Regions from separate parts of the Homo sapiens genome. Here region 1 is linked to region 2. A link is an interaction called in ENCODE POLR2A ChIA-PET data of the cell type or tissue named here. Cell type or tissue: Panc1. All regions are shown on one strand. Links, peaks and the distances in the headings refer to the core of each region. The heading gives the core; the rest is flanking DNA. Region 1 overlaps HDAC9 (histone deacetylase 9). Region 2 has its middle 150 kb from the start of MIR3146.

Evidence for each region. Peaks named below come from ENCODE experiments on the same cell type or tissue, not always from the same donor. Only the 100,000 strongest peaks of a DNase experiment are listed, where the experiment ranks them.
Region 1: POLR2A ChIA-PET joins it to region 2 with 5 read pairs; 1 of 35 experiments calls an interaction of 5 or more read pairs at or near these places.

Annotation. Positions count from the first base shown.
Region 1 is chr7:18,865,262-18,872,312 of GRCh38, forward strand. The region is part of intron 21 of HDAC9 (histone deacetylase 9); the gene reads left to right. Among named protein-coding and RNA genes, the nearest start is that of HDAC9-AS1, 33 kb to the right of the region's middle. In Panc1, for the core only: no CTCF peak of the experiment used is centred there; a DNase peak (open chromatin) is centred at 1,580.
Region 2 is chr7:19,556,808-19,563,858 of GRCh38, forward strand. No RefSeq gene overlaps it. Among named protein-coding and RNA genes, the nearest start is that of MIR3146, 150 kb to the right of the region's middle. In Panc1, for the core only: no CTCF peak of the experiment used is centred there; a DNase peak (open chromatin) is centred at 3,967.

The sequences.
Region 1 (7,051 bases), core at 687-5,686, 690 kb before region 2:
CGTGGTACATTTCTGGATATATTTTGAAAGTTTGACAATAGGATTCCTTGGAAGATTGGCTTTGGGTTTGAGAAAGAGACAGGGAGCTGCCAAAGATGAAAAATTGAGGCAATAAAAAAGGGAGTGGTAAAAGAGAGAAGGGGGCAATGTGTGTGTGTTGGTGGTGTGAAGAGTTGGAGGGTGAATGCTAAGGAAGAAGAGCAGGACTTATTCAGGTCTGGGCTGGTGGAGCTAGAGGAGAACACCAATTATACCTGGTGTGCTTAGCGCTCCTAGTGCTGACGCTTTTCCACAAATGCCCATGGTAAACCTTCATTTAGTGCCCCCCACAAGGACCCTACAGGGCCTGTGTTGTGTGAGGCACTGGGGGCTGTTCTGCAGCACTAGCAGCCACAACAGCTGCCTGGAATCTGTATAGACAGTTCTTTGATGTGCTGCCTTCACCACTTTGGGAGCCTCTTTTCCTTGTACTTCATGCACAAACATAGGTGAATGCATGAAAAAATGTGCAGTCTATAATGTGCATTTTTGTTTTTGCCAGAAAAACCTAAAAGAAATAAAAGTTTTTGTACCATTTGAAAAGGTATAATTTTATAATATGATGCTTTCATGCAATGACATACAATTAGACTATAGAGAAAAAAGGTAGGCTTGGATTTTCACCTATAATTTACATTTGCATGATTATAATATGCTATTATAAATTATACAGGGGATCAGAATCTGCTGTCTCAGAGGTGACATATAAGATCATATAACTGCCTACTCAAAACTTTTGAGTTTCCACTCTTGTTCAGAATGAAATCCAGTGTCCTCACAGTGGCCTACGAGATGCTACATGAACTGGCTTTATGCCACCTTTCTCATCCCATTTCCAACCATCTTTCCTTTCATTCACTTTGTGTGAGCCACAGTGACATTCTTTTGATGCCCTGAATATGTGGAAGACCCTTCCACTGCAGGGCTATGTCCACCTCAGAACGGCCTTCTCTAGGTACCCCTGTCTCAACGTGCACCACCCCCGTGACTTTCTGTACAATTTGTTTTTCACCTTAGTCCTTATTACATGCTTACTTGTTTATTTATATAGTGTCTTGCCATGAAGGCAAGAGATCAGGGACTTTGCTGTGAACCCTGGCCTATAACTGATGTCCTAACTCACTTTACACATCCTCTCTGGTGGACTTTCACATTGTTTCTTCCTTGTTGGTTGCCCGCTCTCCTCTGTCCCTCAGTACACTGTGTGTGCCTGGGTTTGTTTTCCACCTGCCTTTCCTTCTAACCTATGACCTTTTTGAAGGCAGAGTTACAACATATTTGCATTTTTGAATCCCAGCACCATCCCAGTGCTTCCCATATGGCAGGGACTCAATAAATTACTTCTAAATGAATATAAAAATATTGTTGAGTAACTTTATAAGTTAAGATGTTGTGAAATTTGCTTTATAATTTTGAGTTGCAGGCTGTGGAACCAAGCCAAAGTTCTGGTCCTATGGGAGTTCCCTTCTTGCAACTGAGCACGTCAAATGAGTGGGTAGCGTCTTATGCCGTTCACTCAGCACATGCTGGGGTGAGTCATGGGAAATTACTAGTGTGGTTCAACTTAAGGACAACACTTGACTCAATGTCAGTGCAACCAATTGTTTGGCCATTGACTAGAGATGAAATAGTTCCAGAAATCTGATTCTGAGGAAGTTCAGAATCAGAATCAATTGTTCCAAATCTCATGGAAAGAAATTTAAAGTGGAATTCTTTTCTGCTTACTGTGTTTAGCATCTAGTCACATGATTTGTATCTCTTTATGTTAGTGGTAGTACTCTTTCTGTCTCCTTTTATTTTTATAAGTTTGGTTTATTCTCACTAGCATGGGTTTCACCAGGGGTGGAGACATGCAGGGAAGAAGGAAGAGGGTTGTTCTTCAAGAAGAGCATGACAGAATAACCATTGGTAGGTGAGGACAAAAAAGCATATATGCCATTGTTATTGCTTCAATCATGTGTTTTCTAGCAAAGCAACGTAGGTGCAAATCACCAGTGAATCCTCCTTATTCTCCTACGATGGCATATCCAGTACTTGGTCCCATGCCTCATTCTTTCTTTGATGCACTTTCTTGCTTTGCAAAAGTACATTGTCAAGTAAGTTATTCGGAAAGGGAGCATTGAACATAAATTTCTGAGCCCTAAAATGTTTTAAAGTATTTAAGTCACATACTTAAATACTAGTATGTGATAGCTGCAAGCAGCATTAAAGTTTAAAAATAATTTTCCCTCAGAATGTAAAAACATTCAGTGTTACTGATTAGGACTTTGCTGTCAATATCATTTTCTGATTCTTTGAGGACACGTTTTTTCTTTTTAAGGCTCTCTTAGGATCTGACAAGTGTGTATTTTTTAAAAAAATACGTAGAGCTTCACACTGGTTGGACTAATCAAATTCATATACTTGAGTATTTTTAGTTCCGAAAAATTATCTTCTGTCGTAAGTTGATCATTTCCTCTCCTCTCTTTTCTTGGGTCTCTCAGGGACTCCTATTATTTAAATATAGGACTTCTGCAATGACCCTCTGTGTCTTATATTTTCCCATCTATTTTATACTTTACCTATTTGCTTCCTCTTCTGGGCGATTTCTTCAATTTTATTTCTTCAGATCGTCTACTAATTTTTTAAGTTATGCAATTTTAGTTTTTATCTTTAAGTACTTCCCTTGTTCTTTGATTGTTCTTTTTCATAACAGCATGTCTTTGTTTCAAGGCTAAAATATTTTCCAGCATTTCTTTGAAATTATTATGTTTGTTGTCTGAACTTTATCTGTTTCGTTAAGAGTCTTCTATGTATATGTTTGTTTTAATCTTTTTTTTTCTTGCATACAACATGGTCTTCTTATATGCCAGGTAATCCCTGATTTTCCACTCATATTTAAGAAAGTAGCTAGTACCAGCTTTCCCTGTGGTTGTATAAATGGGTCAATTGAGTGTGTGTGGACTGTCAAACCCCACTTTAGTGTTAGCATTCTAGAAGATAGCAGCTCTTGGTCTCTGGATCCCCATAAATGACAAAATAAGGAGGACTGTGTGTTAGAGTCCCAGTATCTACATTAGAAGTCTTAGCTTTGTTCACACACATACATACTTTTCTTTAAGAAAGAGGCAATCTGAGTGTGTTGCTTGGTTGCTGGCATCAAGGAAAGGTAATTAAGGCGTTGGGATGTAGTCTGATGTTCTTAACCGACTGACACTTTTTTAATTTCTTGTTTTAAGTCCTGCCTGTTTTCTGTCACCATACCCATTTCCTCAGTGGAGTATATGGTGTTAGGACATACATTAGTTTTTTTCTACAGTTCCTGGCTCATAACTCCCATAGTTCTTGCTACAGTTTTTTTTCTTAGTAGGTTGGTGCAAAAGTAATTGTGTTTTTTGCCATTAAAAGTAATGTCATTAAAAGTAATATAATGTTGGGTGTGCTAGGCTTCAGAGGCGGGCCTCTGATCTTCTGCTTTCCTTTCACCTGTCCCAAGGCAGGACTCTACTCTTCCCACCCTTCTTATTGTAGGTCTTAAGACCCTCTCTGGAATGAAGGAATGCTGAGTGTCCTGAAGCTTTCATAAAAACTCAAGAGGACTGGTTTGGAGAGCTTCCAGATAGTTAGAAATGTAGAGGTTCCTGGAGGGTGGCATTCCCAGGGAGGGCATGGAGACTCCATACGCCTTCCCCCATACCTTGTCTTATGCATCTCTTCATTTGTAGCCTTTGAATGTCCTTTATAATAAAGTTAATGTCAGTAAGTGCTTCTCTGAGTTCTGTGAAGCAGCTCTAGCAAATTAATCCAACCCAAAGAGGGGGGCATGGGAACCCCAAATTGAAGGGAAATTCCTGGACTCACAATTGGGGTGTGTGTGTGTGTGTGTGTGTGTGTGTGTGTGTGTGTGTTGCGGTAGGGGGAAGGGCCTTGGGAGAGTTGTCTTGGTCCGGATCTGTGTCCCACCAAATCTCATGTCAAAATGTAATCCTTAATGCTGGAGGTGGGGCTTGGTGGGAGGTTGATTGGATCATGGGGGTGGTTTCTTATGGTTTAGCACCACTCACCTAGTGCTGTTCTCATGATAGAGTTCTCATGAAATCTGGTTGTTTAAAAGTAGCACCTCCTTCTTCTCTCTCTTCCTCCTACTCTGCCATGTTTGTAAGTTTCCTGAGGCCTCCCCAGAAGCCTAGCAGATGCCAGCATCATGCTTCCTGTACAGCCTGCATAACTGTGAGCCAATTAAAGCTCTTTTCTTTATAAATTACCCAGTCTCAGGTATTTCTTCATAGCAGTGCAAGAACAGACTAATAAAGAGACTGAGTCCTCAACTTGTGGGATCTACACTATCTCCAGGTAGATAGCGCTGAAACTGAATTGGAGGACACCCAGCAGACATCCACTGCTTGGCGTGTGGAGAAAAGCACCCACCTTTGATCACAGACATCTTCTGTATTGAAGATTATTGTGGTGGTGTGAGAGCAGAGAAAAAAACACCGGTTTAGAGAGTTTTCCTGACACAGGCTCAATTGGATGGAGTGTCTCTCATCTCTTCTGTGGTCCCATGAACGCATATGCAAAGCAGTAGCTTTCTTTTTTGGGTTTTTTTTGTTTTTTTTTTTTAGTGTGCTTCCAGTCAATTTCCTTATTCCGGAAATTTGTTAGAAACTTGTTTGATAGCAATGGTCCTTACCCTCTTTAATTGCTATAATTTTATTTATTTTGATATTCTGATACTTGTTAGCATTTTATTTTGAAATAATATTGAAATTACAGAAAAAGCTGTCAAAATAGGACAGAGTTCCTGTACGCCAACACGCAGTGTACCCTAATATTAAAAACTTACCTAATCATAGTATAGTTATCAAAATTAACAAAGTAATATGTGTACAATGCTCTTATCTAAACTACAGATTTTATATGGCACTGCAAATTTTCCACTGATGTCCTGTTTCTGTCCCAGAATCCAATCCAGCATACTGCATTGCACTTAGACATCATGCCTCCTCAATCTCCTCCAATCTGTAGCAAGTCCTTAATCTTCCCTTGTTTTTTATGGCCATTACTTTTGAAGAATACTGGTCACTTATTTTGTCAAATATTCCTCAATTTAAATTTGTTTAATATTTCCTCATTATGAGATTTGAAGTTATATGTTTTTAGTAAAAACGCCATAGGACTGCTTTGCCTTTAATGCATCATATCAGGGAGTATTGATGCTGATATGTCCAATCATAGGAGATGTTAACTTTATTCAGGTAGTGTCTGAAGTTTTCTTCATTTCAAAGTTTCTGTTATTTTCCTTTTTAGTACCTTGGAGAAGATACTTTGGAATTATGCAAATATAATGATTGACAGCAAACTTTTGTCCACTAATCTTATTTATTATCATTATTATTGTTATTACTATTTTTTGAGACAGGGTCTTGCTCCGTCACCTAGGCTGGAGTGCAGTGGCATGATCATAACTCATTGCAGCCTCAAACTCCTAGGCTCAAACAATCCTCCTGTCTCAATCTCCCGAGTCATTGGAACTACAGGCACACACCACCATGTGTGGCTAATCTTTTTTGGAGAGATGGGGTCTCTCTGTGTTACCCAGGGTGGAACCCCTAGGCTCAAGCAATTCTCCTGCCTTGGCTTCTCAAAGTGCTGGGATTGTAGCCATGAGCTGCAATGCCTGGCTCCACTAATTTTGGTATCCATCCTTGAATCTTGCCTGCATCAGTTATTTCTGCCTTGTTCCAATGGTAATTATATATTTTCCTCAATTCTTCTACATTTATTAGATGATATTTTTCTGTAAGAAAGAGCTGTTTTCTCTCCTTTCTATTCAATTATTATGTATTCACTATGGACTTGGTGTTTGATTGTTTGGATTATAATCCAATACTATCATTATTTATTTTGCTCATCAAATTGTTTCAGCTTTGGCCATTGAAAGTGCTTTCATATTGGTTCACATGTCCTGTTGACATGTCCATGTCTCTTTTAAAGCATTTTTTTGACTTCTGTCACCACAAGATATTCCAGAGTCATGTAGTATTTTCCCTGATGCAGTGCTGGAATCAACCACTTCTCCAAGGATCTCTGGGTCCTTTTATTGGAAATTGATATGAGAAAGCAAGATCTGGGTATTAACTCTGCTCCTTGTCACTGGGGTGCCATTGCTTTTAGGAAATATATACTAACCCATGGATACAGTCATCTAAATGATTCATCTATTATATATTAAGAACCATGAGTTCGTATGTATCTTCCTATACTTTCTTTTCAGTGGGATATTGGAAAAGATGAGAGGCAAACATGTATTCTTTGTTTGCTAACTTTAATCAGAAATCCCAATTTTTCAGATAAAATTTTAAATCAGTGCTTTCACAGATTTGTTTTAATAAAAATTACATTGTTTTTCCTACTTCGTACCCTCAAATGCATTATTCAATCTTTCAGACACAATAGATCTTTTTGAATACAAATTAATCTAGACTGGCATAAATAGAACAGTGAACACTTCCATGGACATTCGTAAATTCATTGCCAAAATAAAGAGATCTGTGGAGTCTCAGTTTCATTCATTTATCAGAGAGGAGAACAAGAGTTTAATGCTGACAATAGGAAAATAAATAATATTCAGTTCAAAATTGAGCACATCTTTAGACCAAGACGGTGTTTGCAACATAGTAGACACTGAATATATACTTGTTGAAATGAATGAATGAACCTTACCAATGTCACCCTCCATAACCATCTGTTGCTATGTAGTTCTTCAATGTAATGGAAAACACACAGCATGCATTGCAGCATGATGCCTCTGTTCTCATCATACTTCACTAATTGATTCAGCAAACAGCTTCCACCCAGACATAATTCTAGGCAAGTATATTTTTAACTGAAAGGATTCTATCAGGTGATGTATCCTTTTTCTAAATTTCCCATCTTTTTCTTACTTTTTGGAATGAGTTCAGATATATAGGATTAGGCCTATAAGGTGAAGGAATTTGAAAACCCACAGGAAATTAGAAAAGACATTGTGTTT
Region 2 (7,051 bases), core at 1,033-6,032:
AAGAAATTATCAATAAACAGAAAATGTATAAAATGGGAGAAAATATTCACAAACTATGCATCAGACAAAGACCTAATATCCAAAATCTATAAGGAACTTAAATCAACTAGCAAAACCCCAAAGAAATGCATTAAAAAATGGGCAAAAGACATGAACAGACACTTCTTTAAAGAAGACATATAAGTGGTCAAAAAATATTTTAAAAAGTTCATCATCACTAATCATCAGAGAAATGCAAATCAAAATCACAGTGAGATACCATCTCACACCAGTTAGGATGGCCGTTATTAAAAAACTAAACACACGGCAGGGTGCAGTGGCTCACACCTGTAATCCCAGCACTTGGGAGGCTGAGGTGGGCGGATCACCTGAGGTCAGGAGTTCGAGACCAGCAAACTAACACAAAAACTAACACATTCTCAGCAAACTAACACAAGAACAGAAAACCAAACACCGCATGTTCTCACTCATAAGTGGGAGTTGAACAATGAGAACACATGGACACGGAGTGGCGGGGGGCATCACACACTGGGGCCTGTCAGGAGATGGGGGACTTGGGGAGGGATAGCATTAGAAGAAATATATAATATAGATGACAGGTTGATGGGTGCAGCAAACCACCATGGTACATGTATACCTATGTAACAAACCTGCACGTTCTGCACATGTACCCCAGAACTTAAAGTATAATAACAATAAAGAAAAGTAGAGAAATTAGGGCACATAATTTACATCCAAAGATAGAAAAGTAACAATTAGTTTTGGTCACAGAGGAGAACCCACAAGGAAAAGTATATTTCTACAAATAAAAATTAGGACAGTGAAAGAACTGAAACTGGAAAACGGTGCACCTATGTCTAAATGCAATATCTGAATCTTCACACAATGTTTCTTAATGGTTTGAAACCAACAATTACTTTTCACTTTGTTTTATGCATAGTCCCATCAACAGAAAATGTTACAGAATTTATATAAAATGTGTGTGTGTGTGTATATATGTGTGTGTGTGTGTGTGTGTGTATACACATTTCCCCTGCCCACTCCAGCTAATGACATACAATCTGCTCTCCAGAAAGGCATTCTCTCATTCCTCCCATCATTGGGAATCATTGCAAATGACTGACTGGTCTGTGATGAGTAATGATTTTTCACTTTCCCATTGCATTCAAAATAATAATGAATAAGACTGGTAAATATATAGACTGCCTTTATGTTTGCGTGACTTATTCAACATTATAAAAAACATCTGGAATATGCGTTGTTCACAGTTAAATAAAATTGCTTTCCAGTTTTAAATACAGAATCATTTTTGTAGTCCCAATACTCATAAGTGCTACTAAAACTATTTTGTAAGTGCAGTCCCAAAATCTTCAAGAAGTTCAATAGTCCATCCTGTCTCAAAGCAAATGACAGGCATCCAAGTGATGGTATTGCCAAGGCAAGAGGGTTGTATTTGGCTCCTCTATCTGAATGACAACCTAGCTACTGTGAAAACCTGGGGATTTGACTTCTGTTATAATTGGATCAGATCTTTCCAGCAGCTCCTTCAAGGGGATATTAGTTTCATATGGAACCTGCAGTTCTTCCAATTTAAGGCTTTGATCGTACAAATAAATGTTGAAATGCTGATTCTGATTCTGTCATGCTAATAGAATTGGTGACTGGATTTGTATTCAACTGTGTTGAAGACACAAGGGAGTGGGCAAATAACTAAATGGCCCATTTACTGAGAAGGCACAGTGATGATGAAAAGATGGTCCAAGATTAAGATTTGCAGGAGATTTGCTTTTATTACTAAATTAATAGGCAGCCTGTATTATCATAAGATCTGAAGTTCTAGTGAGCTGTGAATGATCAAACTGCAGATTTCTTGAGGAAATGTTTTGCGGTGTTAACAACCTTCTGGAGATATCTGTCCCATCATTATTCTTTATCCACCCTGTGGTTAAGGCTGATGCATCTGAAAAGTATGTGGAATCTTCTTTCAAAATGTATTATATTTGATGACTATGCTGCAGCATATAAGTATCCCATTCAAGATGTATTTAAAATTAAACATGACATTTTGCTTTTAAAAAGAAACACACTTTTTTATTTCAGAATACTTTTATAGAAAAGCTTCAAGGATATTATAGAGGTTCCTTGTACCCTACACTCAATTTCTTCTGTTTTTAACATCTTATATTGTATGATACATTTGTCACACATAATGAATCAATATTAAGGCATAATTATTCACTAAAAGTTGTTCTTCATTCAGATTTTCTTAGATTTTAGTTAATGTCCTTCTTCTCTTCCAAGATACCATTCTGGATACCACATTATATTTAGTTTTCTTGTCTCCTTCGGCTCCTCTTGGGTCTGATTTTTTTCTCAGATTTTCCTTATTTTTGATGGCTTGACAGTTTTGAGGAGTACTGGTAAGACATTTTACTAGGACACTGGTAAGAATGTCCCTCAATTTGTTGATTCTTTTTTTTTTTAATGATTCCACTGGGGCTATGGATTTGGGGAAGGAAGACCACAGAGATAAGCTTGACATGCACTAGCTAGACGAGGCAGACCATGTTAAAATTTTCCATTGTGAAGTTAATTCTTCTTTCCCCTCTTTTCATATTGAACTGTGGAAAGAAGTCACTCTATATACAGCCTACACATAAAGACTGGAGGTGTAGGGAGTTATGTTCCACATCTTTGAGTGGGAGTATATCTGCATTATTAGAGATGTTAAAATTATTTAGAATTTTTCTACAGACAAGATTTGTTTATTCTCTTCCATTTATTTATTTATTTTTATTCTATCACTATAGACTCATGGATATTTATTTTCTGACCTAATATATCGTTGTCTATTCTGTTCTTCAAATTGTGTCAGCTTTGGCCATTAGGATCTCTTTTAATTGTCTTCTATGTGTATTTGACATACCTCACTTGTATCATTTTGTTTTCTTTTATTCTTTTTCTGCTGCTTTCTTACTTTTTGGCACAAGAAGATCATCCAAGCTCTTTTTTTTTATATTTCCTGAATATAAAAAAGTCATCCGTGGCTTGGATTTAATTATCAAAATTAAATTGCAGTTAAGATTTCAATAATCTCCAGTCACATTTTAATCTCCATTGCTCAACAATGTAAACTGTATTTGTAATCAAAAAAGAAGTTTTTCTCTGGTTAACAGATTATGTTTTTAAATGTTTCTGTCTGCTTACCAAATAAGAAAAATAATCTGGCTAACAGATTATTTTAAAACTATTTTTAACTTGGTGGGTTTAAAAAATCATAAGTGAATGTGTATTACTCTAATCACCTCTGTTCAAAGCCAAAGGACAAAGTGAGGTAAGTCTAATTAGGCTAATTCAGTGAATTATCATCTGATCGAATCACGACTGTAAGAAATTATCCCTGGCTAAGTGTGGTGTCAAATTATTCTATGAAATAATTGGGAATATGACCCCTGGCACAAAAGGCTAGCTGTTTCCAAGAACAGAGTTCCCAAATAATGAAAGAGCAGCAGCTAAGATTACACCCTGTGCTTTAATTTCATAACTAGGCAAAAAAAGATGTTCAATATCCTCAACTTATTTATTTCCTGACGGGAAATGCAAAATTAAAAGTGACTTTGTGATATTTCACTTGCGAATAGATTGATAGAAGAATTCTATGAAATTCTAAAGAAATACGATAGGAAGTTTTATGAATTTAAAATTTAACTTAAAGAGAATATTAAGGTTCCTTTAAAATTATGTGAAACTACTATTTTGGGCCAGGGGTGAAGAAGCCATAGGCAGTAAATTCCTTCTACTCACTTCTCAGTGTAATCCTGTGGGTTTATCCAGAACATTAGGTACTGGCTGGGAACTTCTGTTGGTAGTCTCATGTTGATGAATCATCTCTTGGGAACATATTTGTCACGGTTTAAAAGAAGATACTTGGTGCTTGTTAAGGTTCTTTGACTTTCTTCTTATTTTACTTGTTTTCTTTTAAAGGTCAACTTCATTTATACCTTTAGAGTTCTGTTAAGCTAGACTCTATTTCGTCGTACCAGTATCATTGATGTTTTTATTTGGAGGGCTGAGTCAGCAGCATTGTTTTAAAAGACTACTTCTCTTTTCTCCCCATGTCCCTTTACATATTTTTTTAAAGTAAGCGTAAGTCCACTAGATCTTAACTTTTTATCTCTCTTTCAATAAAATTTATGCTTTTTCTTTCGCTATTTAAAATAAATGTATTTTTCATTGTGTGTTTAATTCTAAATTTCTCTGATCTAACAGCTTGACCTAAAATATAGCTCTTATTTTTAGAGAATATTGTAGGGTATTTAATAAAATAAAAAGAGCTAACTAACTAAAGATAAATCCATGGTGTACTATCAGGAATCTACTGGTAACATTTGTTTTTCAGTTATTAATTCTTTTATCCCTCCACCCATTTATTTATTGTGCTGAGACCTGTTGTTTCGCAATGATACTGTGTGAAACACTACACTAAAGGAGTTGCAATTAGTACAACTGTGAGGCAATTCTTGCATAAACAAGACAGATAGCTTACTTTCTAATGGAGATCAGCATGAGCATATTTCTAAAAGGTCGGATATATATTATGTACCAGATGAGTGATACAAAAAAAATCAGTGCTATAGACAGGCAGACAGAGTTTTTATTGAGATTCAGGCAGTCTGATCAGGTCAGATATACAACATAAAATGGCACTTGAGGTAATCCTTAAGGGGTAGATTCGAATTTAAAAGATTGAGAAAGAAGCATGGATTCAAGAGTTTATGCATTTACTCATTCATGGGTTTAGAAAGTTTTCAGTAAACATTTGAGTGAAGGGCATTCCACTAGTTCTGAAGCATAAGGCAAGGTCTTTATGTGAGGAAATGTTGATGATCCAGTTTTTATGAAGAATCAGATTTATGTTACAGTGAAATGTGGCTAGAATTTGAAGTTGGGTAATGGTCATGTAAGAAGTTGAAGCCAGAGTTAGGAGGAGTCCAAATATTAATTAGTGGATCTTAACTGATTTTGGTCAAGAGATGATGGCAAATCTTACACCTCAAAGAGGGATAAAGAAAGTGATGATATCAGAAATTTGGTTTATGAAGATTTCTGTCACATTGCTGTAGAAAACAGGGAATTTATGAGAAATGAATAAGAGGCTTCCCAAGGAATTTCCCAGAGAACTGATAGCATGAAGTTTTATTAGATACAAGGAAACAGTTTTTGCTCATTAGCAGCCATACACTAGAAACAGAGAAAATATGAAGTAAAAACGACCCAGAGTTGGAAAGGAGCTTGTTAGACATGGAAGAGAATGAGGAGTCATCTTGGAAAACTCAACAAGGAAAATATGGAAAGGGAACAAAAAGTAGGTGGGTTCAAGGAACTCAAGAGCTTAATGAGGTGGTTTTTGAAAGGAGGAAGGATCGACTGATAGACGTGGCGCTATGTGTGTAGTATACTGTGATGGTTAATTTTATGTGTCCACTTAACTAGGTTATGGTGTCCAGGTATTTGATCAAATACCAGTCTAGATGTTGCTGTGGATACACTTTTTAGATGCGATTAACTGTTAAATCAATAGACTTTGAGTAAAGCCAGTTACCCACCATAAACTGGATGAGATTCATACTCAGTTGAAGGCCTTAAGACAAATCAATGAGGCTCCCCAAGGAAGAAGAAATTCTGCTAGAGGACATTTGGTTTATTTCATTGCTATAAACAGTGCTCCTATAAATATTTATATGCAAGTGTTAGTGTGATGATAGATTTTCATTTTTCTTGGGTAAATACCTGTGAATGAAACTGCTAAATTATGTAAGTGTCTGTTTGTAGAAACCTACCAATCTGTTTTCCAAAGTGGCTGTCAAGTTTTAAATTCCCACAAACAATGTCTGAGAATTCTGATTTCTTCATATTCTTACCAATACTTGGTATTGTCAGTGTTTTTTTTTAATTCAACTATTCTAGTGTATGTGTAGCAGCATCTTATTATGTAATTGGTTTGCATTTTTCTAATAATTAGCAAAGGTTAGCATTTTTTCATGTACTTATTTGCTATTTGTGTACCTTCTTTAGAAAAGCATCTATTCCAATATTTATCCAAGTGGTAGCATAATTAGTAATTGTTATTAGTGGTAATATTTATTATTATTACTTAAATATTGAAGCTTCTTTTCTCTAATAGTAATATAGCCACTCCAGTAAACTGTAATTTTTTTGCATGGAACATCTTTTTACATGCTGTCCTATCAATTTGTGACTTTGTATTTAAAGTACATCTCTCGTTGAAAACATCTAGTTGAATATTTTTTTCTATACAGTCTGACATTCTCTGCCTTTGCTTGAAATATTTATTCAATTCATGTTTAATATAATAATAGGTAAGGTTGGATTTAGGTTGGACATTTTGCTTTATTCTATTTAACTATTTTTGTTTCTCTATTCATCCTCTATTACTTCTTTTTTGGTAAACAAACTTTTTTACTTTGCCATTTTAACTCTTCTGACACTTAGGTGTGTAACTTTCAGTGTTTGATTACTCTAGGAGTTAAAATATGCGTCTGTAATGTAATACAATCTTCAAGTTAGCACTGACTTCATTTCCAATAAAATATAGCAACTTGTCTCTGTATAGCTCCATTTTTTTCTCTTTCTATTATTATTGACATATATATCGTGTTTGTATACATTATAGAAACAACAATTGAGTGGGGTTTTTTTGGATTTTAATTATAATATGTTTAAATTAACGAGAAAAAGATAATACCTACGTACACCTACACAAAATCTTTTATCTATGTATTCATCATTTTTTCCTGTGGTTTTTAGTTACCATTTGATGCCCCTTCTTTTCCATCTGATGAAATTTTAAAATTATTTCTTGAAAGGAAAGTGTATAGCAACAAATTCTGTTTTTGTTTTTGTTTTCTAAACCCGGAAATGTCTTTATTTTGTGATGAATAATTTTGACACAAAATATTTAGTTGACATTTTCTTTTACTTCAGGACTTTTTAATATGTTACTATCTCCTGGATTCCATTGTTCTGATAA